Regions from separate parts of the Homo sapiens genome. Here region 2 is linked to region 1. Evidence: read pairs that join two places in POLR2A ChIA-PET (ENCODE). Cell type or tissue: OCI-LY7. All regions are shown on one strand. Each heading gives the region's core, and the rest is flanking DNA. Links, peaks and the distances in the headings are about the cores only.

What was found. ChIA-PET counts read pairs that join two places held together with the same protein. Peaks named below come from ENCODE experiments on the same cell type or tissue, not always from the same donor. Only the 100,000 strongest peaks of a DNase experiment are listed, where the experiment ranks them.
Region 2: POLR2A ChIA-PET joins it to region 1 with 5 read pairs; 2 of 35 experiments call an interaction of 5 or more read pairs at or near these places.

The regions. Positions count from the first base shown.
Region 1 is chr6:299,383-311,148 of GRCh38, forward strand. It overlaps DUSP22 (dual specificity phosphatase 22), which reads left to right. Exons shown (of 7, transcript NM_001286555.3): 2 at 5,246-5,279. Among named protein-coding and RNA genes, the nearest start is that of DUSP22, 13 kb to the left of the region's middle. RefSeq lists enhancers at 4,685-4,764, 5,584-5,633. In OCI-LY7, for the core only: no CTCF peak of the experiment used is centred there; a DNase peak (open chromatin) is centred at 6,679; H3K4me3 peaks cover 1,033 bases; H3K27ac peaks cover 2,053 bases.
Region 2 is chr6:161,714-173,479 of GRCh38, forward strand. It overlaps the pseudogene ANKRD18FP. Among named protein-coding and RNA genes, the nearest start is that of LIRIL2R, 13 kb to the right of the region's middle. In OCI-LY7, for the core only: CTCF peaks have their summits at 7,370 (motif pointing left) and 7,577; a DNase peak (open chromatin) is centred at 7,358.

The DNA of each region.
Region 1 (11,766 bases), core at 5,635-8,134:
AAATATCGTGAAAATAGATGGGTCAAAATTTTTGGGTTTCAAGTCTGAATTACGAAGCTGACTAGTGTAGAAGTTGAAATATTCATGGGCCTTTTATTTAGTCTCCTTGAAACCAGCCCTGCTTAATCTTGTTTGTAATTCTATATGGAAGAGAATCATACTGTGACTACAGAGAGGGATTGAGCAACCTGCTTTCCATTTCCAGTCTTGAAACTCTAGCTCAGTCTCCTGGTCTGAAACATGAAGTTAAAGGTTGACTGACACAATTTGGTCTTCTCTTTACATTACTTAAAAATATTTAAAATGTATGTAAAATACTCATCTTCAATTCCTTTTAAGAAGTTGCCTCCTCAGGTCAGACTTCCCATCCTTGCCAGCACGCTGCTGCAGCAGCTCCCCAGCACTAGGCCCATGCCACAGGTGTGGCCGGGCACCGTTTCGCATGTGGAAGTCCACTCAGGGCAGAAAGGGGCAGCGTTCCCTCTCCCTGGCACAGCTCGTATCAGGCTTCACTCATCATCATTTTTTCTCTCTCCTTTCCTCTCACCCTGTTCACATTGTCTGTTTGTTCACTCATTCATTGGAGAAATGTTGACTTGAGTACCTACCCAAGGGAGAACCAATCGAGTTCAAAAATATATTTACAAAGAAGATACAGGCAGCAGGTAGAGATCGTAGACTGGAGGTCCATGGGCCCTGGTCAGCCCACAGATGGGTTTAGTTTGTCAACCACAGTATTTTAGTGGTTTTTAAAATTTAATTGACAATATTTGAAAATTGGGCTGTTTCCCATAAAACAGCCTGGAATTTGGGGGCCCTGGCCTGCGTCTCTGCATAGCCATGTTGGTTGGTTGCACCGTGGTCACTTCCTTAGATGTGGGTGAGATTGGAGAATGCCTTCGGGCTCGGGCTCAGGCTGAAGACATTTGAGGGTCCACTCCTGAAAGGTCTCCCTTGCCAAGGTGTAGAATTTGGGTTTCATGCTGAAAGCTACACGGAGCCCTAAGCTGAAGAGTCACACAATCAACTTTGCACTTGAGATGGTTTGAGGAATCCTTTGGAGGGACCACTCAGTCTGGAGGTAGGGAGCTCACTAGGAAGCTGCTGCAGGAATTCAGAAGGGAGACGCTAAGAAGCTGAGCCTGAAAGTTCAAAGAGGAGCACATGAGTGGGAGAGCTGCTGCGTGGAAGTAAATGGCAAATGAGCAGCAGTGAAGTCCAGAAAGGGCAGAGTCTCCTGTCGGAGTGATCTCTGGAGGGTTCCTGGTTGAGCTGGTCCTAGCAGGGCGGGTAGGTCTCGGTACTAGAGGCAGGGCAGGAACAGACCTGCTGTGCCTGTGACTTGCCTCAAGATCTGTGCACTCTTCTGCATTTATGCATTTTTCCAGGTTGAAAGCCCACATCAGGGTCCTTGGCTGTAAGCAACAGCATCCAAATGTGGTTACCTTAGGTAGAACAGGGCAGACAGCCTGGAAGGCTGGAGAGCCAGACTCAGGGGCAACCTTGGCAGGAGCAGATGCTGTAAGTGGTCAGTGAGAGCATTTCTGGGGCTACCGCAAGATGCTGATGCTACAGCCAGTGGACACTGAATGTGCCACCAGCCCTGCTGCCTCTGTTGCCAAAGAGGACACTCTAGGCTATCCCTGCAGCCGGCGTGCAGACTTGTTACACGTGGGTCACACCCATGTAGCAGCAAAGGCTTACGTGAGCAGGTATCTGGCATTGGCAGCTTCTATACTAACAGCTGGGCTCTGCTTCCCACCAAGACTCCCTGGGGCCAGGGTATCCCCAAACCTAGGAAAGGGTTTCAGAGACTGGAAAACCAATAAGATAAATGGCCATTACAGGGTTTGTGGTTTTCGAGCATACCCAAGGGATAAAGGACCCCAAACAGTGGGAACCTCTTCTCTGTTTAGAAAGAATATTTAGGGCAAAGAAAGTGCTATTGCAAGATGGGACCAGTAAGGGGTATTGGGAGAATGGGGATGACCTGGCTCGGCTGGACATAAGAAAGAAGTTGGGGGAAATCCTTCAGAGATCGGTTGGAGCCAACCTGCGGAAGCCATGCTGAATATTTAGTTCAATGTTTGGCCTTGATTTTTTAAGTAAAAGGGTTGTTACTGAACATTTTGAGGTAGAAAATCACCCAGGAAGAATATGGCTTTAGAAAATTAATTTGATAGGACAGAGGAATGAGTTCAGTGTTTACTACTGTAACCCCTGTGTGAATTGAGGCTCTGCGCAAGGCTGAGGAGGGAGACTGTGAGAGGCCTTCTAATTCCCGGGAGGAGGGGAGCAGAGAATTGAGAGAGAGGTGCCACAGCGGTGGGAGCCCTGGGTTTTCATTCGGGGTGACTGGGAGAAGGTGGCACCATCAGGGGCAGGAGGACTTGACAACGGTGGTGGGAAAACAGTGGTTTGCTTGAGATAGTCCTGCAGCAAGCCGGGCTCCAGACGATGAATTTAGGAGTCAGAACATCATGGTTCTACAACATTAGAATGTAGAGACGGTCTACTCTTATGCCCTCATTTAATTTTAAAGATAATATAAAATGTATTAATTTGTGCTTAGTAGAGAAGATAGTAGATGTACAAAGAAAAAAAGCAAAAATGGGCCATAATCTGTTTTCCGAATAATCCCTCTTGATTTAAAAAAAGTGCAAATTGGCATAGTGCATGCACAGGACTGGAGTGTCAGATGGCGGAGGCAAGCTCAGAGAGAAATGCAGAAGCCCTCCTCCAGGACCCCGCCATCGCCGTCACGGAGGTGAGCATGGTGACGAAGGGAGTGTACGTGCACACAGCTGTACCTTTCCTGTTTTTCATACCATTTTCAAGATATATTAAGTTAAAACGCGTAAGATCGTCTTCCTCACAGCCCCACACATCTTAGGCGTCGTATTCCATTTCATGGCACCTAACTTGGAGTCTGGATAGTGGCCAGTGGCCACAGTGTCTGCTGTGCAGGACCAGCTCCTTGCACTAACGCCCGCCTTCTCTCCACCTCTCTCCCACTCCCTCCAGTAGAGACAAGACCCTTTCTGCAGGCTGACCGTTCTGCTGTCCCCTCCCTGTCTGCCCACTGCTCTTGGGCTGCAGGTCCTGAGTGTCACTGTCCCCAGGAAGCCCTCTGCGACCCCAGAGTGGTCAGGTCACCTCCACTTTCCCTGTGTGAGCTGCTCATGAGGGCAGGGCCCTGTCTCTCTCAGTCACACCTCTACGCTGAGTGCCCGGCATTGTGCCTGAGGAACTTTAGCCACTATGATACGTTCTCTGACTTTGGGCAGATAAACATGCTTATAGTCTAGAAACATTTTGATCTAGAAAATCGCCTAGTGATTATAACTGTAGAGTCACTGCTGTAAAAAGTGATCCTGACACTTGGTTAAGCCAGCAAGGAAGACTCTATTCGAGACCATCACAACAGGGGAGGACGCGACTCCAATATGGCAGGAACAAGGGTGGATGGAAAGCCAAGGGCAGGGTGAGGGAGTGGGTGGAATACCACTCAGGGGAACTGGATTAGACATCGGGGTGGAGGAACAGGAGCTTGGTGGGGTCTTAGGGGATACGCTTAGCAGGTCTCTGCTCGCACTGGACTCGGTCGGGCAAGGACCAGGCCTTGTTGAGAAAAGGACTCAGAGGAACCTGACTAAAGTTTGGTCAAGGAGGGGTCATTGCACTGCCAGACAGAAGAGCCACATGGCAATGATGCTCTCTAGTGTCTACTGCCACATCCTAAAAAAGGCAGGAGAGACCCTCGGGAATGAGAGACTACACACAGCAAAGCTCTGTGCAGTCAAGCATTGCCAGAGAACATCAGTGGGATCCACATCCAGGACGAACTTGCATTGTTCCCGTCTTTCAAGATAGGAATGATAAAGTATAGACTGTTGTCTCGGAGTAATGATTAGCAAAGCCTCTTTTCATTCTTGGACTGTCCCAGTTTGGCCGATACATTACGTGGCCCCTTGGCTGGTTGTCCCTCTGCACAGAGACTAGCTCTGGGCCTAGCACTGCCGCCCTGACATGAGCCACAATAGATCCCCTGCAATCACTAGACATGAGCCATGGGTTTTTAGCGAGGCAGCCGGTGGTCAGGAAGATGCTTGAAGAAATCAGCTAACATGAAGAACTGTACTACAGGCTCTTTGGACTTCCTCAGTGGGAGTGAAGGAAGATAGGGGAGCTGCAGGGTTGGCAGACAGTGGGGGCGAGGCTAGGACATCTAGGGATCTGTGGTGAAGCGTCACCAAGACGAGCTGGTTGTATGTGCTTGGAAATCGTGGCAAGTGATATCGTGAGCATACTTTAACAAGTGGTACTGTGTTCTTATTTAAATTTCAGAGTGTCCATGCAAAGTGCTGGCAAGACAAGAATTTGCTTCCTACTTCGCAAATTGTGGGTGTGAAAGAAGCCACCCCAATTTCTCATTGCCGACCTGCTAAATCATTCCATGCGGGGGCTGGAGGTGGAGAGGAGGGCTTGCCCAGAAATGTGTATTTTTAACAGATTCTGGAGTTCTGATGGGGAGTTTGGTTTGAGAACCACTGCCTTAGAAGAGTTGACATTTTGCAACAAAGACGTGTTCTTCTTAACCTGCATATATGTGGAGGTTGGATCATTTATTTAACAACCCATTGTTGACTGTCATCCTGGCCTGGGGCTGGGGAGGCAGCAGTGAGCAACAGGATTCGTTTGCTGCCCAAGGAGTTTTCCCCGACAGAAAGATGGGCCTTCACCTGGTCATGCCCTCGCAGCAGCATCGCCACACAGGGGACATAGAGGGCTACTGTCACTGAGCCGGGGGCCAACCCTGGACTTGGGGCTCAGGACTGGCCAAGGGTGAGGTGGGCGGGAGTGTAACCGCCTGCAGTGGGCACCGTGTGTGCAGTGGCCTCGTGCAGCAGAGTGCAGAGCTGCAGGGCCGCCAGGGCTGTGGGGCCAGGGTGGGCAGGCGGGGCAGGGGACTTGGACCCTCAGAATGCCCACCAGCACTGCAGGGCTGCAAATGAGGATGACGGGGTCGAAGCCGGGCCCTAAACCCAGCGAGTCGATGGGCACCAACCCACGGCCTTCCACAGGCCGCTGGGGATGTTGGGTCACCCGCGTGTCTGTCAGGGAGGTGCTGTACTGGGGAAGCACCTGGCCTTTGCAGGGATCCTGCTGCTGGATGAGGCCCCCTTCTGCAATACCATCCACTTAGAGTCTGCCATGCTCATGTCTGTGTCTGTCTCTCTCCTAGATCCTGCCCGGCCTGTACATCGGCAACTTCAAAGGTGAGTTCTTGCTTTTTTATTGTTGTGATAAAATACACATAACATAAAATGTGTCATCTTGACCATTTTAAAGTGTATAGGTCAGTGGCTTTAAGTAATTTGCATTGCTGTGCAGCCATCACCAACATCCTTCTGCAGGACTTTTCATGTTCCCAAACTGAAACTGTGTCCCTTAAAACACCAACTCCCCATTCCTCTCCTCCCAGCCCCGGGCAGCCACCATTCTGCTTTCTGCCTCTATGAATCTCACAACTATCGGAGCCTCCTCTTAGTGAAATCATGCAGTATTTGTGCTTTTGGGACTGGCTTATTTTACTGAGCACAGTGTCACAGTTCATCCGTGTTGCGGCGTGTGTCAGAATGGCCTTCCTTCTTAAAGCTGAATAATACTCCATTGTGTGCATAGGCCTCATTTTGCTTCCATTTATTTGTTCGTGGACACTTGGACTGTTTCCACCAAAAGTGAGTTCACTTTTTAAAAGATCAGCTTTAGACTTCTCATGGGTGAGATTGACAGGCAAAGTGTAGACTCAGTCTACAGTCTGTTCTGGGAGTGGCCCCCACTTGCACCCAAGCCCCTTGCTGGGTGCACCGCAGCCCCTTGACCATCACCTGATGGAGTGATGTGAGGCTGTGCCCGCTCCAGCTCTGCCCTGGTTCTCCTTTGAACTCTCCACACCTGTTGGAACATTATCATCAAAAGGTGTTGGACAACAGGCACATTTAGCAATCATGTGACTTATTTATAACCTTTTACAACTTTCATTTTTTAGTTACTATTGAGAAATTTTCAGAAGCCTGTTCTTTTTAAGTCACCTGGGAAACAAGAGTGACAATTTCATCTCTGGCAGATTCTTCTCATCTGGTGCTTCTCTTCTCACACATTTCCTGCCACTTGTTCCGTACTGATTGATTTACTGTCAGCTATTGACTCTATTTTCACTCAGCTCTGGAGCACGGTGGTCACTGGGCTTGTCGGCTTCCAGGGAGGGGCCAAGTCCCCCTGCCAGGTGACCTTCAGAGTTTGTGTAAGTGAATCACTGAGATGAGGTGGGAAGATAGAGATGAGGGGCCCTTAATAGGATGGGAGAGACCTGGGAAGCTTGCAGGCAGGTCCCCACTCATGTTAGGTTGGACAGAGCCAGACCATGTCATAGGCAGCTAATGCTCCTCCCTTCCCTAACAAGCCAGAACATGGCCACTCCTGTTGGCTTTCTGGATGTTGCTGAAATTTCTGAGTTCAGATTCAAATTGATTGTACAAATAATCTTTATTGTTGCTCTATAATGTCTGTTTCCACACACACACCCGTATCCCCCCAGCTCACTATTAGGCCTCAAAGAGAATTGAGCACAGAGAGCTGACAGCTGCTAATTGCTACAAGAACATGTTAAAAATAGTACTGGACTTGCTAAATTAGTAAGCTTTGTAGTTCTGAAAAAGCAGCAAACCCTTTGTGGTGAGTAGGCCAGGATACATTAATGTAGCAAACGTCAGAGTTATTTAGTGAGTTATTAACTGTTTTCATGGGGAAAGGGAGTGTCTTTGAGAACAGAGTTTAGGATAAGTTCTTAGAAGTAGAATTGCTAGATGAAAGGTTTGAAATTAAAAATTTTAATAAATATGAACCAAATTCAACACTTCTGACAACAGTATGTGAGAGTTTTAGCCTTAATCATGAAAGGTTACTTTTTTTGGAAGGACAGCTTTAAGGAAATATTTAAAACTCTTTTCACACTACAAGCTATACCTGTTTTCTAAATATTCAATAACATAGGACTCCTTGCAAGTTCCTGGATCTTGTGCTTTGTGGTTTCGTCTATGAGAGTGTTGTAAACAGCCCACCACCTCTCCTTGTTCATAGGGTTAATGCTGCATTATTACCTTAAGTTATTCTGATATTGGTATGAGGTTGTGTTTTATTCACTCGTTAGCCAAATATTTATTAAACGCTTTCCAGGTACAAGGCTTATCTAAAAGAAAGGAATGAGAGTACAGTGAATTGGCGAGTGGCTCGAAGGAGAGGAAGTATTTTCCCCAATTGTGCTGTGAATTCACTTGTTCATTGCACAAGCTTATCGGGAACACACGATGTGCTGGGAGTTGAATGTGGACCAGTGTCCCTGCCCTCAGGCTATCAGAGTCCAACAGCAGGTGCAGAACAGGAAGGGGCCAGTGTGTGTCCTCACATGAGTTACACACCTGGGGGTGTAGACTGGGAAGATGGAGTCTGTCTCACAGGGCTGTAGCGGGGCTGACCCAGACAATGGGTGATGCCCTCGGTGGGCTCAGTGCCCAATACCTGGTGCCCTGATAAATAAGCACCCACACACTCACTGCTACTGCCATGGGAGCCCGATCGATGCCAGGTCTGCAGTAGGCAGCTGGGTGGCATTGGCTGGCAAGGGTGGAAACCCAATGTGGAATGTGGCCTCTTTCTTTTTTCCTGGGCGGTGAATCCAGCTGTCATCTGTGCTCTTGCCTGGCATCTCATATAGTCATTTATCCTGCTCTTTTAAAATTACGAGTAATATGTGCCTCTTGTAACACAAGAACCAGTAGAGTAGAAAGGAACGTAAACAGTCACTCCCTTCTTCTGTCCCTTCTCCTTCCTCCCCTCCCTTCTCTTCCCCTTCCCGTTTCCTTTCTTCCCTCCCCACTTCTCTCCCTCCCTCCCTTCCTTCTCCTCTTCCCTCCTTCCTTTCAGTAGGATCCCTCGCCTGTCACTCTGCAACTCTTAAGAAAAAAAAGCTTTGTAATGAATCCACAAATGGTTTTGTAGCGCCTGGTGATTTTTGCTCCTGGAGAAGAACCACAAACAAACCCAGCTCTGGAGCCCGGTCTTTGGGTCTTCGATGCTTTGGTGAGAGCCTCTCTGTTGAGGCTCCAGGATGCAGCAGGCAGCCTTGCCCAGAAGCCAGGAGGGAAGGCAGGGAGTGGAAGCCAGAGAGAGCAGCCCCTCCCTGGGCCGGAGGGTGGGTCCGTGGCTTCCTTACAACTTGGCACCAGCGACAGTAGATGTCAGCTGACAGACGAAGCCCTCATTGTTTGAAGATGTCCACAGAATTCTAGAAAAGTGGGAACGCTCTTAGGTACTGTGTGTACGTGAGTGGTGTGCATTGAGACCATGTTCGCAGTCTTGAGCTTGTGTTTTGTGCCTGCCAGTAAGACAGACAGTCCTGGTGGGTACCCAGTTGTTTGGACAAGGCCAGCCTGGTCAGAGGTAGTCTGCTGTCAGCTTACTGAGACAAAATCACCATGCTTAACAGGTCAGCATATGTCCATCCAGACTTATTTTTTCCACATGAATTCTAACTGATAACCTTCCTGTTGGTTTTATGAATTACTAACCTGTTGCATTTGTGACTGCCAGTTGGGGAGGGGCCCGCTGGCACCGGGCCAAAGGTCATTCCCTCCAGGGCTCAGTGTTAGGGTGCACATGACCTTCTGGGGTTCTTCTTAAAGCGCATGTTCTGATCAAGTAGACATGGGGTCTACTTGATGCTCTGCTGCCGGTTGGAGGACCCCATGTTGAGCACCAAAGCGCTAAGTTCTGCCCCTCTAGGTCTGTGCTCAGGAGGAGCTAGTTTGAAATGTACAAGCTTGTGTCTGTGCACATTAGGAAACTCCACCTTGAGCCTTACAGCTGGATTCCCAGCTCATTACCTCGCTGCTCATGATTGTAGGTCGCCTTCCAGGACAACCAATAGTGTGAAGTCTGTAAGAATTAAAGTTCCAGGGTCATCACCCAGCAGGTTTGATTAAGCATTTTATGCACTCTGAAGTAAGTGGGCAGAGCCTGTGCCTTATGGGAAAGGATGCATCAGCGAACACGGTGCTAGCGTGCGGTGAGGAAGAGGGGAGGTGCTGGCCCCGGAGTGCTTCCCTGTGCTTTGGAGTCCAGCCGGCAGTGGGCTGTCGTGATATCAAGTGGTCTTCTCTATTCAGAAATGTATGCTTTTTTCCCCAGGCCACTTTAAAAAGATTCACTCTGTATTATCAAAGCATATTTACGGGGTGAAGAAAATGTTCTAAAGTTATATATTGTGGCTATTGTGCAGCCTTGTGAACGTATGAAACCATTGAATCATATACTTGATCAGGGTCCGTATTATGGTATGTGAATTATATCCCAATAAAGCTTTGTGAAAGGAGAAAAGTAGATTGAAACAAATACGGATGGTTGACATTCAAATGCCAGGTGGAATGGGTGTCTGGAGGAGCCAGGTGGGTGGGTCAGATGAGCTGGCGCCATCAGGCTGCCCCGCCTCTACTGGGTCCTCGCCCCACCTCCTCCAGGTTCTGTGAGCGCTGAAGCTGTGGCTTTGTCTGTTTCACTGCTTTTCTAAAATGTCCCATGCTGGTGGCGATTGGAAAATCCCATTTTGGTGTGAATGTGGGAACTGGCTGCCTGTGGCTTCCAAAACGATTCTAGCTTCTGCCTAATTAATTCTAAGCTAGCCTTGCTGGTACCCCAACTTGTGAGGGGTTGGGGGTTGGCAGTGAGTCCCCATGTGCTATGTAGATGGCTCTCATCCATAGCAGGTGGCTTTGAGGTAACTATTTATTTAGCTCAAGGGGGAGTGAGAGGACACTGCTATTATATTATAGACGCCTTTCTGAGCCTGATAACTTAAAGGGCTCATGTTCCTCGTATAAAAAGGTTTTTTCTTTCTCACTTTGGGTCAAAAGATGAGCCAGTCAGAAATAAACTTAGGCAAAATACTTGAAAACAATAGCCCTAAATTTGAAGCTCGAAAATTTGAATCTGGGAAAGCAATAGCCTGGAATTTGAAGCCTGAGAGGTTGGAGCAATGAAAAGAGTCTTAAAAGTGGTATTTTAATATCACCTAAATTTTTTTTCCTGACGTTGCTGAATGTTTAGAACAATGTTTCTTGACTTCTGCTTCATCATCAAGGCTTGTTAGAGATGGAGATTCCTCAGCCCCAGGGTAGATCTTTCTAACTAGCCTCTTGGCAGTTCCTAGGGTGTTAAACTTCAGAGCCACTCATGTAGAACACACACACACACACACACACACACACACACACACACATACTATAAAGAAGGAAGAAAACCCTTGTAATTCCGTCTCTGAGCTGGGGCTGTCTTTGTACCAGTCCCGCCATCCTCCCTGCCATGTGTTTGTCTCTGCATTTTTATACGTTGGGTTTGTGTCATATTTATGGTTTGGTACCTGCTTTACATTATACCCTGAGCATTTTCCCATGCCATGAAATAGTCTCCAGAACCATGATAATTAAACATTTGCCTTTCTTTGTTGTTGTTGTTGTTTGGTTTTGTTTTGTTTTGCTTGAGATAGACTCTCACTCTGTTGCCCAGGCTGGAGTTCAGTGGGGCGATCTCGGCTCACTGCAACCTCCGCCTCCTGGGTTCAAGCGATTCTCCTACCTCAGCCTCCTGAGTAGTGGGGTTTACAGGTGCACACCACCACGCCCAGCTAATTTTTGTAATTTTAGTAGAGATGTGGTTTCGCCGTGGTGACCAGGCTGGTCTCACACTCCTGACCTCAGGTGATTGGCCCGTCGCGGCCTCCCAAAGTTCCGGGATTACAGGTGTCAGTCACCATGCCCGGCCTAAACATTTGCCTTCTGATCCATTTCTCCTGTATCATTTAGGAAAGTTCAGCCAGGCTGGGATGGGGGTGTAGGGAAGTGGACCTCCTCATTTCCTGCTGGCCCCCTGTTTTGTAGATTAGTAGAAGGGTTCCACTTCAGGGGATCACACCATTTGGTCTTCTTTTTGCAGGTAGGGACATTGGAAGGGAATATAATTTTGTTATCTTCTTAGTTTCATATGGAGATAATTTAATAGCCAACTGATAGCTGATAGACAGTTCTGTTTGGAATTTCCAGAAAAAGTTTCATTTTTTAATTGTGCTTTAAAGTGAATATAGATGATGTAAACCACAGTCCTGTCTGAATCCAGAACTGTCCCTGCTTTTGACGTCTGGGGAAAGAAGTAATGGGCAGTTTCCTTTGTCTTCTAGAGTTAATGGTTTTGTATTTAGCTTTTTAAGAATTCTCATCATTAAGAGGCCATTGAATTAAAAAAATATTTTAAATATCCCTAATATTATGTGTCTCATGCAGAAAGACTGACCTAAGGTCATCTCTTACAAATGCTAACTACAAAATGGTCTCGTAAATTTACCTTCTTGATGATGTAATCCATGTAATCCATCATGATTACAATGTTTATTAATCTAAGTGCATTTCAATTTCTAGATTAACACTTTTGTTGCCTAAAAGGAAGAAGCTGAGGCAAAATTAATACAGAGGGTTTATTTGGGCCAAGCTTGAGGACTGTAGCCTGAAACACACTTTCAGGTTGCCTTGGGGAGTGCCCCGGAGAGTAAAATAGGGGCTCAAGTTTTTAAAGAAAAAAAGACGAATCAGGAGAGTGGCAATTACAAAAAATTGTTCAGCAGGAATTCTCATTGGTTTATAGAAATAACATTGGTTA
Region 2 (11,766 bases), core at 5,796-8,295, 140 kb before region 1:
AAAGACACATGCACACGTATGTTTATTGCAGCACTATTCACAATAACAAAGACTTGGAACCAACCCAAATGTCCATCAATAATAGACTAGATAAAGAAAATGTGGCATATATACACCATGGAATACTATGCAGCCATAAAAAAGGATGCGTTCATGTCCTTTGCAGGGACATGGATGAATCTGGAAACCATCATTCTCAACAAACTATCACAAGAACAGAAAACCAAACACCACAAGTTCTCACTCATAAGTGGGAGCTGAACAATGAGAACACATGGACATAGGGAGGGGAACCTCACACCAGGACCTGCAGGGGGTGGGGACTAGGGGAGGGATAGCATTAGAAGAAATACCTAATGTAGGTGACGGGTTGATGGGTTTGCTGTAATTTTGCTGCAAATACAAATTGCTGCAATTCTGCAATTGTGGAATCTTTAGAGTTTCCTACATATGAGATCATGTCATCTGCAAACACAGATAGTTGTACTTACTGCTTTCCAATTTGGATGGCTTCTACTTTTCTCAGTAATTGCTCTGGCTAAGACTTCCAATACTATGTTGAACCAATGAACTGAAAGCAGGAACTCAGAAATATATGTCTATAGCGCATTTTCTTTTTTTTTTTTGAGATGGAGTCTCTGTTGCCCAGGCTGGAGTGCAGTGGTTCGATCTCAGCTCACTGCAACCTCTGCCTCCCAGGTTCAAGCAATTCTCCTGCCTCAGCCTCCTGAGTAGCTGGGACTACAGGCGCCCGCCACCACACCCGGCTAATTTTTTGTATTTTTAGTAGAGACGGAGTTTCACCGTTTTAGCCAGGATCGTCTTGATCTCCTGATTTCGTGATCTGCCTGCCTCGGGCCTCCCAAAGTGATGCGATTACAGGTGTGAGTCACTGCGTCTGGCCTACAGTGCATTTTCAAAGCAGCACTATTCACAATAGCCAAGAGACAGAAGCAACTCAAGTGTCAACTGATGAATGAATGGAATTGATAGATGCAATGGAATATTATTCAGCCTTAAAACAAAGGAAATCCTGTTACAGACTACAACATAAATAAACCTTGAGGACATTATACTAAGTGAAATAAGCCAACTACAAAAAGAGAAACGGTGTTTAATTCCACTTACATGAGGTAATTAAAGTAGTCCCTTTAATTAACAGATTAACAGAAGCTGTGGAGGAGAAATGGGAGTCAATGTTTAATGGGTATAGTTTCAGTTTTGCAAGACAAAAAAGTTCTGGAGATTGGCTGCACAATAATGTAATTATCCTTAGTACTACTAAACTGTACACTTCAATGGTTAAAATGGTAAACTGTATGTTTTTTACAATTAAAAATATAAAAATGAAGTAAAATAAAATAAAAACAAAAAAATCAGAGAAAGAGGGTCACTTTACAGTGAGAGAAGATTTGCCTAATCAGGAAAATATAGTAATTTTTAAGTTGTGTGCACCTAATAAGTTCAAAATATATAGAATAAAAAAGACTACTATCCGGAATCTACAATGAACTCAAACAAATTAGCAAGAAAAAAAAATCCCCTCAAAAAGTGGGCTAAGGACAATTCTCAAAAGAATTTATACAAATGGCCAACAAACATATGGAAAACATGCTCAACATCACTAATGATCGGGGAAATGCAAATCAAAACCACAATGCGATACCGTCTTCCTCCAACAAGAATGGCCATAAACAAAAAAATAAAAAAATAACAGATGTTGGCCAGGAGGCAATGAAAAGGGAACACTTCTACACTGCTGGTGGGGATGTAAACTAGTACAACCACTATGGAATACAGGGTGGAGATTCCTTAAAGAACTAAAAGTAGAACTACCATTTGATCTGGCAATCCCACTACTGGGTATCTACTCAGAGGAAAAGAAGTCATTATATGAGAAAAGATACTTGCACATGCATGTTTATAGCAGCACAATTCAAAAATATGAAACCAGCCTAAATGCCAATCAATCAATGAGTGACTAAAGAAACTATGGTATATACATAAGACAGAATACTACTCAGCCATAGAAAGGAATGAATTAATGGCATTCACAGCAACCTGGATGGAATTGAAAACCATTATTCTAAGTGAAGTAACTCAGGAATGGAAAACCAAACATCGTATGTTCTCACTCATAAGTGGGAGCTAAGCTATGAGGATGCAAAGGTAAAGAATGATACAATGGATGTTGGTGACTCCAGGGGAAAGGATGAGAAGGCCATGGCTATAAATTGGGTTCAGTATATACCGCTTGGTTGATGGGTGCACCAAAACCTCACAAATCACCACTAAAAAACTTACTCATGGCCGGGTGTGGTGGTTCATGCCTGAAATCCCAGCACTTTGGGAGGCCGAGGCGGGTGGATCATGAGGTCAGGAGATCTAGACCATCCTGAGTAACATGGATCTCTACTAAAAATACAAAAAATTAGCTGGGCATGGTGGCAGGTGCCTGTAGTCCCAGCTACTGGGGAGGCTGAGGCAGGAGAATGGTGTGAACCTGGGAGGCGGAGCTTGCAGTGGCCACTGCACTCCAGCCTGGGCAACACAGAGAGACTCTGTCTCAAAAAAAAAAAAACAAAAAACAATCATGTAACCAAATACCACCTATTCCCCAAAAACATGGAAATAAAAAATAAAGTTTTCATAAGGTTCAATTTCTTAAACTGAGTTGTTCATTATTCTTTAAACTGTTCCTGTGCATTTTATATATTTTGGTATGTATATTTTACACACTCACACAAATGCACACAGGCACAGGGACACTGGCAGAGAAACACCTGAACACTCTCCAGCTGACCCAGTCAGAGCCTGATGGGAATGCTGCTCTGCAGTGATGAGGGAGTCGCAAGCAAAGGATGTTCACCTGTGATGTTCCAGAACACACACATCTTGCACAGCTAAAAGAATAAAATTAGGTCATCTCCACATGTAACAGTCTTTGTCCCTTATAAAGAATCTCTTTATAAAATCCTTATAAAGTTGTTTACCTGAATTTCTTCAAGGCCCAGCCAGCCCGCATCCCAACTTATCCATACACAGGGTCTCTGACCACCTCTGGTCCACGGGACATCACACTTAAATTCCTCTATGGCTTGTGAGAGAAGCTTATCACCTGATTAGATCATAAGCTCCAGTAATCACAGACATGAGTCCCCATGGGCCTTCAGTAAATCCAAGAGTGTGATTGTGATGTCTGCGGGGCTCCAGCTCCCCTTCTGCTCTGACCTTTTTGGCACTAAGGCAGGCTCGCTGCAGGCAGATGCCAGGTGCGTGAGGTGTGCAAGAAAGACCTCAGCCCCTCAATCTCTCCCGACCCCCTTTCACAAGTCTGTAGCCCAGGAAAAATGTGTAATATGGAGCCACCAGTGACGAGCTGTGTGATTTTGTAAAGTCACTTACCAAAGAGACTTCCTGGTGCCCTTGTCTTTCACCTGTAAAATGGGATCATCATGGTACCTACCCTCATTGCATTGTGAAAACAGTAAGAGCCAATGTGTGTAAAGCAGACACAACAGGCCTGGATTCCCAAGTGTTAACTATAATTTCAGGTCCACAACCCCTCACCTGCAATTCCAAAAGCCAAATATGGTTTAAAAACTGAACTTTCTTTTAAAACTTTGCAACAAACTCTTTGGCAGCAAAACCTGGACTGACCTAAGGCTCTTCATAACATCTAATTCTGTTACTATAAATATCCATATATTTTGCTGCAGAAATTATGTTTGATTAAGGATGCGTCAGTATGACTGATCAAACTCAAACAGTCTGACTTCTTCCCCAGGTCCAGCCAGGTTTGGGTCAAGAAGCCTGACTTGTGCTACCATTTCACAGTTGCTACACCTCTCAGCAGTTTACCACCTTTTCCTCCACTGTGCCTTAGGCTGGCCCCATCCACTTGCTACCTTTCTCTGCATTAAGGAGATTATGAAATCACCAAGGAAATTGTAAATGAATGTGTATTGATTGAAATGAATATTTTAATATCAATGATATGCAAAACTGGTTGCTATTTATTTATTTTTGTTCAAACCATTGTTTTATGGTGTTTGTAATTTTTTTCTTTAAGAGACAGTTTCACTGTGTTGCCTGGGCTGGAGTGCAGTGGCTATTCACAGGCACAGTCATGAGGCACTACAGCCCTGGACTCCTGGGCTCAAGCCATCCTCCTGCCTCAGCCTCCTGAGTAGCTGGGACTACAGGTGTGGGCCACAGGACCTGGTTCTTAAATTTTTTTCTTAGTCAAAAAACAGTTAAACATGAGACAAATATCTTCAACTTGGTCAAACATAGTTGAACTATATATTTTTTCCTTATCTGACACAGCTTGTTATTGTTGGATTCATTTTGGGATTCCCAGAAATGGATTCTTACTATGAGTGAAATCACATGGTTGGATTGGAAGCTTTCTATTACAAGCCCAGGGGAGATGGAAATATGCTGTGTGGCTCTGCATTAACTTCTGAATTGGATTAATATAATTGCTTCTGCTGGGCTGCAGCTGCTATTAAAAGACTTGATATCACTGCCACCTTAGTAATCACACAAGTGATGGCAAGGTAGAGACATAAGTGAATTTCATTTTAAAAATGCAAATAGTGCTTGATTTAATAATTTAAAAACTTGTAAAATTGCTCAGCAATAGACACATTCTACAAAAGTTGAAATAAAAGTGCTGTTAAGTCTGATAGCAATAAAGAATGTATTCTTATGTAAGAAAACCACAAAGCTTGGGCCGGGCGAGGTGGCTCACACCTGTAATCCCAGCACTTTGGGAGGCCAAGACAGGAGGATCACGAGGTCAGGAGGTTGAGACCATACTGGCTAACACGGTGAAACCCCGTCTCTACTAAAAATACAAAAAAGTTAGCCGGGCATGGTGGCAGGCACCTGTAGTCCCAGCTACTCCGGAGGCTGCAGCAGGAGAATAGCGTGAACCCAGGAGGCGGAGCTTGCAGTGAGCCAAGATCACTTCACTGCACTCCAGCCTGGGCAACAGAGGGAGACTCCATCTCAAAAAAAAAAAAAAAAAAGAAAGAAAACCACAAAGCTTTTAACATAAAAATGGAAAGAAATATTTTAGTGTTTGATGTTTATTTTGGATTCCATTAAATAATAAACATCCGTATGTGGTTAAGTGCTTGGATGCCCACCGCTTCCCTGTGATTAGGGATGGAAAACTTGAGATAGTGCAAAGAAACTTTAAAAGTGGTATGAACCGCAGCCAAAACTACAATCAATCAGAAAGTAAGCCAAAGTGGCTGAGCGCGGTGGCTCATTCCTGTAATCCCAGCACTTTGGGAGGCTGAAGCAGGGGGATCACGAGGTCAGGAGTTCGCGACCAGCCTGACCAGCATGGTGAAACTTCGTCTCTACTAAAAATACAAAAAATTAGCCGAGCATGGTGGCACACACCTGTAGTCTCAGCTACTTGGGAGGCTGACGCAGGAGAATTGCTTGAATGCAGCAGGCAGAGGTTGCAGTGAGCCGAGATCGCACCACTGTGAGCCGAGGTTGCATCACCACACTCCAGCCTGGGCGACAGAGTGAGACTCTGTCTCAAAAAAAAAAAAAAAAGCTTACCTTTAGTTATTAGGCAATAACATGCAATTTCTAAAACCTAACTTAAATGCAGTTTTTCAATCAATTTAAAATGTGTCAGTTTAGTTACATTTATTGAATCAAGTTAACAAATAAGTATCTCTTGAAAATGAGAGCTCCCAGGACTTATAAAAACCGTAAAGTTCCCATTTGCTTTCTGCATTAGCTAATTATGACCTTCACTTAACAAGCATAAGTCAATTGAACGACTCAGTATTTCACCAAATTAAAAACAAGAAGTATATTAGAAAAACAAAACCCAAAAGGGAAAAGGTAATATAACTAACCTCAGTCAAGCAGTTCATGCTGTTATTCGAAGTCTATGGGCTTGAAGTAGGGATCCTTATGGGTGTTTTGGAATATATTTTCTGTTGTGACCTATACTATTAAGATTTCCAACCCAGGGTGGCTCTGGGTCTGGCCTCATAGGCAGAGTGGTGGGAACAGATTTCATTTGCTCTTTCTCTATATGGAGCTTGCTGCTGACCATTGCTATTATCTCATTTGATCTGTACAGATAGCAAAAAACAAATGCCTAGTATTTTATTTTTCCTTAAATGATTCCTAAATGATTTGCAATTTTTAAAAAATTGCCCTGACAGCAAACAAAATTACCCACTAAACTGTTTTAACACCAAATGTGTGAGAGCATACCTGTTATAAGCAAGTATAATTTTAAAATCGTTCTTAAAAAATCACATATGTTTCTAAGAAGATTTCTAGTGAATAAGTAATTCAAACAAAGTAGGAAGGAGAGAGAAATGGCTATCGATGTACGGCTCAATAGGTAATGCTTGCTACCTTCTAGAAGGCTGTACTTATAAGATTCTGAGGATGCCATTAGAAATACTTGTATTCAGGCTGGGCACAGTGGCTCATATCTGTAATCCCAGCACTTTGGGAGGCTGAGGCGGGCAGATCACCGGGTCAGGAGTTCGAGACCAGCCTGGCCAACATGGTGAGAACCTGCCTCTACTAAAAATACAAAAATTAGCCAGGTGCAGTGGTGGGCGCCTGTAATCCTAGCTACTTGGGAGGCTGAGGCAGAAGAATTGCTTGAACCTGGGAGGCGGAGGTTGCAGTGAGCTGAGATTGCGCCACTGCACGCCAGCCTGGGCAACAAAGCAAGACTCCATCTCGGGAAAATTAAAAAAAAAAAAAGAAATACTTGTATTTAAAGGTAACTATGTGAGATGATATGTTAATTTGCTTGACTATAAGAACAACTTCACTATGAATAAACATATAGTAACGTGTTGTATGCCTTAAATAATATACAATTAAGAAAACTAAAACAAAAACAAAAACAAACAAAAACAGAAGCTAGAAATACTTGTATTTAGAAACCAGTTTCAGGATTTTAGAAATCACTCCTAAATATATTTTCAAACATTTGTTTTCACCACCCTTGTACATTTCACCCATTATCTAGGAAAAAATAAGCATTTCACACTGAGAAATAATTCAGAGCAAGAACTCCTAGGAGAGAACTAGATGGTTGGATTGGTGATCAAAAAGAACTAAAGCATCTCTGAAGGCAATCAGCCCTTAGCATTGTGACCAAGGCACTGGAGGTGGGGCTTGCCCTTTCTGTCTTCCACACACCCCTTCAGGCTGACCAAGGTGTTATTTTTAAACAACTTTGTAAATTACACTTTCTTTCATCCCTAGGATAATCATTCCCTATTTCACAAGCATGTCTTCCTGTAGACTGAAAAAACTATACAGAAAAGTTTGTCTCAAAGCGCCCTCTAGTGATAATACTAAAAATCACAATCAGGAAAGTTAAGTTACTAAATGCCAGGACGTGCCCAGAATAGTAGTAGTTTGGGCACTTTGAGTTTAGATTGTGACCTACTAAAAAACAAATTAAATTCATTAATATTTCCATTTAGAAGAATTCTGAAAAGTAATTTTACAGCAAGATCACTTTATTGACCATAAAGCTTCAAAAATGCTAAAAGACTAATAGACTAGGTTAACTACGTAAGATTTTTCAGGGGAAAAGGCCATACAAAAGTTAAAAAAAAAATGAGGGAAGAGACAGAAACTGTCCTTGACTAACATTTTAAATGTAAGTTTATTTACTAGCATTATTTTCAAAAATTATACTATCAGGATAGCTTTCACTTCCTACTAATCTCATGAAGTTGTCTCACTAAAAATTATGCTTTCATGGCAAATTAATGAACTTGATTGATTTTCTACAAGTGTATGTTTTGACTTATTTCTTTAAATTTTTTGACATGGATTTGTTAGCTTTTAATGTTATTGCAAAGACTTCCTTATATTCTTCTAATTCCGTAGTAAGCTCTTCATAAGCGGTTTTCATTTTGGAGAATTGACATTCCACGTCTTTCAGTCAGAGTTCTCTTTTATTCATCAAAGCCATATTATTCTCTTTTAACTGCTGTGTTTTTCATATTCTGCTTGTTTCTAAAACAAATAAAAAATCATACTTTTAAAACAATTATAACCTAATTAGTCTCTATTTGTTGCCTTTCATTTTGAGTCAGTGATTCAGAAAGCAATTTTAAATATGTGTTTTAAAAAGGGGCTGAAGTTTAAAACATCTATTAGCAATTTCATCTAAATTGATAACAGAATTCAGAATTAAATATGAATTATAAAAATTTGAAATCATTCTTGTTAGTGTTCATGTAATCTAATCATTTAAAAATAATAGAATCCATTGGAAATGTTAAAAACTGAACAATGTAGCGTAAGACCAATTCAAAAGTACCATATAATTTTAAATCAGAGTTTTCTTTTTCTAATAGTCTTATGCTAACTGGTTTTAATAACCAAATGACTGTATAGTGAAACTCACTACTCTGAAAGATCAACTTAGTTATAATCATGATGGAAATTTAAATATTTAAAATAAGAAACAGGTGCCACCTTTTTTTCTAAAACTCTACAAAGCAAATTCCTATAAGAGAGGCAGACAAAACACTGTATGTCTATATTATAATTTGCAGTGAAATAAATGAAAGCACATTACAGATAAACCTACCTGATTAAAAAAACTAACCTGTAAATTGATTTCTTCTAATTTTTCTATTTCCTGTCCTGCTCTTTCTTCCAACTGCAATTTACATTCTTCTACGTCACCAAATTCTACCATATTTTTTTCATGTGTCTTAAGATTCACTACTTCTTGTTCCAAAATTTTGTTAACCTCCTCAAGTTTTTTACATTTCTGTTGTACTTCTTTCATAGATAATAACTCCTGTTGAATAACTTGATTCTTTTTAGCCAAATATAGACATTTTTGAAGATATAGTTTCCAGCTCTGCTGTAAGTTCATCAAACTGCATAAATAAAATAGTACAGCTTGATAATGAAGTAGGCTGACACTATTTTATTATAAAACCAGTAACAAATTTTGAAATACATTTACTTGCAATAAAATGTTATCTATAATGCGGTAGATTCTTCCAACGTGAACGCTTAAATTACTCAGAAAATCAAGAACAAAGTTAAAGCCACCAAGAGTCAAAAAGATATATTAGTTACTTTTATCATCTTTGCCACAGAACTTTTGCACTTGATCTTACACTTTTATTTTTCTGATTGCTTATTTTTGTTCCTCCCTAAATGACTCTAAGTTATTTCTTAGTAGAAAGTTTCTAATCTCCTTCCTTCATGATCATGCCCAATAATTTCTAAAGAAGTTTTAGGGACATCATATTGAGTTATTTAGGCCAAGGTCAATAAATGGCTCTCAGAATAAGACTCTGAAAATAATAATCTAGGCCAGGTGTGGTGGCTCATGCCTGCAATCCCAGCACTTTGGGAGGCTGCAGCAGAACGATCACTTGAGGCCAGGAGTTTGTGACCAGCCAGAGCAACATAGTGAGACCCCCATCTTTACAAAAAGTTAAAAGCAATTAGTTAAAAACAATTACAATTAGTTAAAAACAATGACAAAAAGTTAAAAACAATTAGCCAGACATGGTGGCGCATTCCTGTAGTTTCAGCTGGTTGGGAGACTGAGGCAGGAGGATGGCTTGAACCCAGAGTTCAAGGCTGCAGTGAGCCATGACCACACCACTGCACTCCTTCCTGACTGACAGAGAAAGATCATATCTCAAAAAAAGACAAATTAATGCGTCCTGTAAATAAGGAGTATGATATGGTTTGGCTGTATCCCAACTCAAATCCCATTATGAATTGTATCTCCCATAATTCCCACATGTTGTGGGAGGGACCTGGTGGGACATAATTGAATCCAGGGAGTGGTTTCCCCCGTACTGGGCTTGTGGTAGTGAATATATCTCACAAGATCTGATGATTTTACAAGGGGTTTCCCCTTTCACTTGGCACTCCTTTCTCTCTTGTCCGCCACCATGTAAGACATGCCTTTCCCCTTCTGCCATGACTCTGAGGCCTCCCCAGCCATGTGGAACTGTGAGTTCATTAAACCTCTTTTTCTTTATCAATTACCCAGTCTCAGGTATGTCTTTATCAGCAGCATGAAAATGGACTAACACAGTAAGTTGGTACCAGTAGGGTGGTGTGCTGCCGTAAAGATACCCAAAAATGTGGAACTGGGTAATAGGCAGCAGTTGAGACAGTTTGGAGGGCTCAGAAGAAGACAGAAAAATGTGGGAAAGTTTGGAACTTCCTAGGGACTTGTTGAATGCCTTTGACCAAACTGCTGATAATGATATGGACAATAAAATTCAGGCTGAGATGGTCTCAGATAGAGATGAGGAACTCATTGGGAACTACTGTAAAAGTGATTCTTGCTATGTTTTAGCAAAGAGAGTGGTGGCATTTCGCCCCTGCCCTAGAGATATGTAGAACTTTGAACTTGAGGGAGATGACTTAGGGTATTTAGTGGAAGAAATTTCTAAGCAGCAAAGCATTCAAGAGGTGACTTGGGTGCTGTTAAAAGCATTCAGTTTTAAAAGGGAAACAGAACATAAAAGTTCAGAAAATTTGCACCCCGATAATGTGATAGAAAAGATTTTTTTCTGAGGAGAAAGTCAAGCCTGCTGCAGAAATATTCATACATAACAAGGGGCCAAATATTAATCACCAAGACAATGGGAAAAATGTCTCCAGGGCATGTAAGAGAACTTTGGGCAGCCCCTTCCCATCACAGCCCTGAAGGCCTGGAAGGAAAAAATGGTTTTGTAGGTATCCAGGCCCCCACTGCTGTGTGCAGCCCAAGGACTTGGTGCCCTGCATCCCAGCCACTCTAGATATGGTTAACAGGGGCCAAGGTACAGTTCAGGCTGTGGCTTCAGAGGTTACAAGCCCCAAGGCTTGGCAGCCTCCACATGGTGGTGAGCCTGTGGTTGCACAGAAGTTAAGAATTGAGGTTTGGGAACCTTCACCTAGATTTCGGAGGATGTATAAAAATGCCTGGATGTCCAGGCAAAAGTTTGCTGCAGAGGCAGGGCCCTCATGGAGAACCTCAGCTAAGGCAGTGTGGAAGGGAACTGTGAGGTTTAAGCCCCCACACTGAGTCCCCACCTGGGGCACTGCCTAGTGGAGCTGTGAGAAGAGGGCCACCATCCTCCAGACCCCAAAATGCTAGATCCACCAACAGCTTACACCATGCACCTGGAAAAGCCACAGACACTCAACACCAGCCCATAAAAGCAGCCAGGAGGGAGGCTGTACACTGCAAAGCCACAGGGGCAGAGCTGCCCAAGACCATGAGAATCCACCTCTTGCATCAGCATAACCTGGATGTGAGACATGGAGTCAAAGACAATCATTTTGGAGCTTTAAGATTTGCCTGTTAAGCTGGATTTTGGACTTGCATGGGGCCTTTAGTCCTTTCATTTTGGCCAATTTCTCCCATTTGGAATGAATGTATTCATCCAACGCCTGTACCCCCAATGTATTTAGGAAGTAACAAACTTGCCTTTGATTTTACAGGCTCACAGGCAGAAGGGACTTGCCTTGTCTCAGATGAGTCCACAAACTGTGGACTTTTGAGTTAATGCTGAAATGAGTTAAGATTTTGGGGGACTGTTGGGAATGCATGATTGGTTTTGAAATGTGGGGATATGAGATTTGGAAGAGGATGGGGCAGAATGATATGGTTTGGCTTTGTCCCCACCCAAATCTTATCTTGAATTGTAGCTCCCATAATTCCCACATGTTGTGGGAGGAACCCCGTGGGAGATAATTGAATCATGG